Regions from separate parts of the Homo sapiens genome. Here region 2 is linked to region 1. Evidence: read pairs that join two places in POLR2A ChIA-PET (ENCODE). Cell type or tissue: OCI-LY7. All regions are shown on one strand.

The links. ChIA-PET counts read pairs that join two places held together with the same protein. Peaks named below come from ENCODE experiments on the same cell type or tissue, not always from the same donor. Only the 100,000 strongest peaks of a DNase experiment are listed, where the experiment ranks them.
Region 2: POLR2A ChIA-PET joins it to region 1 with 34 read pairs; 2 of 35 experiments call an interaction of 5 or more read pairs at or near these places.

Annotation. Positions count from the first base shown.
Region 1 is chr2:224,645,203-224,647,702 of GRCh38, reverse strand. The region is part of intron 2 of LOC105373909 (a long non-coding RNA gene); the gene reads right to left. Among named protein-coding and RNA genes, the nearest start is that of CUL3, 61 kb to the right of the region's middle. In OCI-LY7, CTCF peaks have their summits at 1,026 and 1,245 (motif pointing right); a DNase peak (open chromatin) is centred at 1,272; H3K27ac peaks cover 1,200 bases.
Region 2 is chr2:224,467,599-224,470,098 of GRCh38, reverse strand. No RefSeq gene overlaps it. Among named protein-coding and RNA genes, the nearest start is that of FAM124B, 67 kb to the right of the region's middle. In OCI-LY7, no CTCF peak of the experiment used is centred here; no DNase peak of the experiment used is centred here.

The DNA of each region.
Region 1 (2,500 bases):
TGTGTACAGATTTCATTTAAAAGCCAGGCCCCACACTCCTGCCCCTTTTCAGTAAAATCGAAATGCCTGAGTGCGGTGACTCATTTCTGTAATCCCAGCACTTTGGGGGCTGAGGTGGGAAGATCATTTGAGCCCAGGGATTCGAGACCAGCCTGAGCAACACAGGGGAACCCCGTATCCACAAAAGAAAAAATATTTTAATTAGCTGGGGGTGGTGGCATGTGTCTGTGGTCCCAGCTACTTGGGAGGCTGAGGTGGGAGGATAGCTTGAGCCCAGGATGCGGAGGCTGCAGTGACAGCACCACTATAGCACCAATGTACTCCGGCCTGGGTGACAGAGCATGACAGTCTCAAAAAAAAAAAAATGCAAAACCTAAAACCCTCAATCTTGCTTCTTTTCTATTAGATGCTTCATGAAATTCAGCATTTTATCTCAATACGAAATTCAGCATTTTATCTCAATATCCCAAACTTTTCAGCTATTTTATGTTATCCTCTGTCCTTAACAGCTCAGACTATACTTCAGGGTAGAACTCCCCTTTAGGAAATAATGGCCCGCATCTTCAATTGAGAGGTATCTCAACTGAGTAAACATTGTACTTGACAGATAACTTAGCCACAGTACACTCTACTGCATGAAAGCCTCAGCTTCTGTTTACCTGTCTTTGAACTTGTTTTATATTTAAAGCATCTGTTAGTAAAGCAAGATGTCAAAGGAGATCAACTCTACCACACACTGGGAGCAATGAGTGGAGAAGACACAATTGGTGGGTCCACTTGGAAGGATCAAGGACCCTAGGTTTTGCTCTTCAAGTTTTTCCTCTTCGTATGATTTTTGCTCTGCATGTCATCAGCACATTCATCTTTTGGGGGCCTTCCACGTGCTTAAAGCTGCATGCGAAAATGATTTTCTTGTTATCGGAGGAGGTAGGTTGCTTCCTACATATATAATTGGTTTGATTAATTCAGCTAAGAGTTCATGAAGAGACAGCAATTTGCTGTAATCAGTCACACATATGCACACCTTTAACCTTTTAATTTACGTGCATATGCATGGCTGCCTTTAATTTACGCCCTAGTTTCATTTCTAAAGTTACATGCAGATGAATTTTTTTCTTTCAAACTATTGCATATTTCGAACTATTTTGACCTTGTCTCTGTTGATATGTTGGGGCTGATCATTGTTGGGGGTCTTCCTGTACATTGTAGGATATTCTGAAACATCCCCAGTCTCTACCACTAGATGCCAGTAGCAAACGCTACCCTCAGTTGTGACAACCAAAAATGTCTCCAAACATTGCGAATGTCCCCTGGTGGTGGTAAAATTGCCCCCGTTAAGAACCACTCATCAACTGCTATTGTCCTATAACTTTTAAATAACAAATGTTTGATTCTCATTTTGAATATTAGTAATACATATTTAGCCTTCATTTTCCCCCCTGATTTTGTACCTTGCTTGTCTCTGCCCATGGATAGAAGACCATTATATAAGTATAGTAAAGTCTTAATTTGAGATTGTTGAGTTATGAAAACGATAACCAAATAGCTGTGTGATAATGCAAGTCATTAAAAGTGAAACTGAGCTATTGCATTGTATGTGCACCTGTTCCATAGTTCACTTTAGTGTGCTGAATTATATTACCTGACTCTGCTAGAGTCTTTCCACTTACACTCCCTCCAGAATGCCTGCATCAGGTAAGGCCCATAGAAGCCTCAAGACAAAAGCAAGTCATTGCCTAATTATGGATGATGCCATCGTTATGCACAGCAGGTGCAATTCAGGTCCCGGGAAGCCATAGGAATTGAACAATACTGCCTCTGTGTAACCTGATTGCCAAGGAAGTAAAAACAACCTGTATTCAAAATACAGATATCTGTGGCATTGGGGCCAGCCCTAGATTAGCTTGTCAAGTATGCCCAGGTCACCTTCGGTCACGGGCTTCATCTTTTCAGCATCCTTCTTGCTCCCAAGTCCAGTCTTTCTCCTGCCCCAGAGCAGCTTCTGAGGATCCACCCACCTGAGCCTGTCACTCCAGTGGTTCCTGGTGCTCTAACCATTCTCCCATGTATATTGACCTTTCTGGATCCTATTTCTGGCTGGTCTCACAAACTAATCTGCAGTAGTCTAGATCAGCATTTCTAAACTGGTGGTCTGTGGGTCAAGGCCACTCCCCTGAAACATACATTTCTTTAGCCAACAAGGTGTTTCTAAACTCTTTGGTTAAACTGCTAACATTAATAAACCCAGAAATCTCATCTATTAATAAAAATTTCAGATTTCCAGCTTCTCTGAAAGAATCTGCAAGTGATACTGCTGGTATTGAAATAGTTGGCCATAGCCTATTTTAACAGATCTGATTCTGATTGTGGACCCTTCATCGCAGAGCTTGCACCCTCATTTATTTGTGTGACCTGTCTCGCCCCTGTAGCCATCTGAGTGTGTGATCCTCTCATTTAGATCCCAGAGATTAGATTTGTGTGATAATGTTGTAATTATTTC
Region 2 (2,500 bases), 180 kb after region 1:
ATGTAGTGGATGTAGGCACTCAGTAAATCTTCAGATGAATGTGCTAAATGATCACTCAGTGTCTTGAAAGAAAATCTTTAAAAGAATTGAACTTCACATTAAAATTTGTACTGCACTATTGGGGCTATGACAGTATAAGGATATTTTTATAAGTAGAAGTTATTTGATACTTGACTTTAGGTAAAAAGTGGAAAATACAGACCAGCTCTTACGTGGTTGCAGATGGGTGTGTGTGTGTGTGTGTGTATGTGTGTGTACAGCATCTTGCTCTGTCATCCAGGCTGGAGTACACTGGCATAATTGCGGCTCACTACACCCTCAACCTCAATCTCCTGGCCTCAAGCGATCCTCCCACCTCAGCCTCTCAAGTAGCTGGGAGCACAAGTGCACACCACCATGCAAGCTTTTTTTTTTTTTTTTTTTTTTTTGTTGTTGTTGTTGTAAGTAGAGACAGGGTCTTGCTGTGTTGCCTAGGCTGTCATCAAACCGCTAGGCTCAAGCAATCCTCCTGCCTCGCCCTGCCAAAGCGCTAGGATAACAGGCATGAGCTACTGTTCCCAGTCGGCATGTTGTGTTAAATGCTGACTTCTAAGCCCTCTTGCATAGCATCTCTGTGATAAGAACTTGACCGGTATTAGATCATTTGGTCCTATGGAGAGCCTGTGAAAAAACTCAGGCTTAGTGACATAAAAATTTTTACGAAATCCCACTAATAGTTAATGGGGTGCAGGAATTTGGACCCAAGTCTCTTAATTCCAAAACCTGTGCTTTTAAAAGCGTGTGTCCCCAATTACTGGCTGTTTTGGCAGACTGCACAGAACCTTGAAAATTGAATTTGAATCTGAAGGTAGATTTTCTTGGCACATATTTTGGTGAAAGTTTGCATTGTTTTATTAGAAAATGTTTTTGGAGAACTTGATCTTGTAAAACTTTATAGATCCTTCACAAAAAATAGGCAATATCAGCTATGCATGTTGGTATATGGTATAAAGTATTTTCTTTCTCATAAGTTTATACAACTGATGTCAGATATTAATACCTACAGAATGAACCTTTTTACTTTCTATGTAATACTATCTTCTGTATTAAAAAATTTTTCTAATGGAATGGAATTGTAGACTGAAAGAGACTGAGGAAGCTTACCTCAAGAGTGTGAAATCAAGTGAGGAAAAGGACAGAATTTGCATTTGTTCCAGTGCAACTCTAGCAATAGGCAACCAGTGTATGTGTGTGACTATAAAATAGACGGTCACAAACCTATTTCAACATCTACATCTGATGGGGGAGAGGGTGCTGAGGAGGGTACCCCTCAGGGCAAGAAAGTCTGTATGCATACTGTGTTCATCGCATTTTAAAGATTCTCCTCTTAAGCTTGCCTACAGACTCATGCAATACTCCTAAGAGTCCTTTTTTTTTTTTTTTTTTTTTACCAAAATTAGTATTATCCAAGTTTGTAATAAGGCATCCATATTCTCCAGTCTTCCCTTGAGCTAATTAAAAATTAATGCAAGCCACCAGGCCCGGTAGCTCACACCTGTAATCCCAGCACTTTGGGAGGCCGAGGTGGGCGGATCACCTGAGGTCGGGAGTTTGAGACCAGCCTGACCAACATGGAGAAACTCCGTCTGTACTAAAAATACAAAATTAGTCGGGCGTAGTGGCACATGCCTGTAATCTCAGCTACTCAGGAGGCTGAGGCAGGAGAATCACTTGAACCCGGGAGGCGGGGGTTGTGAGCCGAGATCGCTCCATTGCACTCCAGCCTGGGCAACAAGAGTGAAACTCAAAAAAAAAAAAAAAAAATGTAAGCCATTTTCATAGAAATGAAAGTTTGTAATCATTAAGGCTATACAAGAGTGCTATAGATTTTTAAAAGCAATTCCAAAAGAAGCGTGGCAAGTGCTTTGGTGTTTTTCAATCTAGCTTCACACCAGATTTTCCTAGAAAAGCTTTACAAAGAAACAAAAAAGTAATGTCCCTCGTGGAGATTATTATTTAATAAGCCTGAGGTGATTCTTGTGGGCAGCTAAGTTTGAGAACCATTGCTTTTGATTGTACATGGTACAATAAAACATAAACTTCCAATTTCACTGATCAGATGAGAATGTTGATGTGATTTGCAAGTTGTGGGGTTTTCTTTAACATAATTTATCTGCAGTTACAATGCCTCATCTGGTTAAGACAACATGTTGATCAAATGAGGTTTGATTACAAAGTGGACCAGTTAATTTCAAGCTACTTACTCATGGTCACAGATGACAGTATTAATCACAGCTAACCAACTCTCAGTGGATCCTAATGGGTAGGGGGAGGAAGAGGGAGAATTGGTAATAGTGTCTTCCTAGGCAAAGGGCAACCTGTGATCTTACCATTTTAATTAGGTATTCCCACTGGGAGAAGTTGAATTTAGAAACCAAGTGTTCAAAGCTCAGTGACCTCTATCCCATTTCTAAGAGTTTAGATAGCAACACTAAAAGAGTGATTCTAAGTCTAAGAAAAA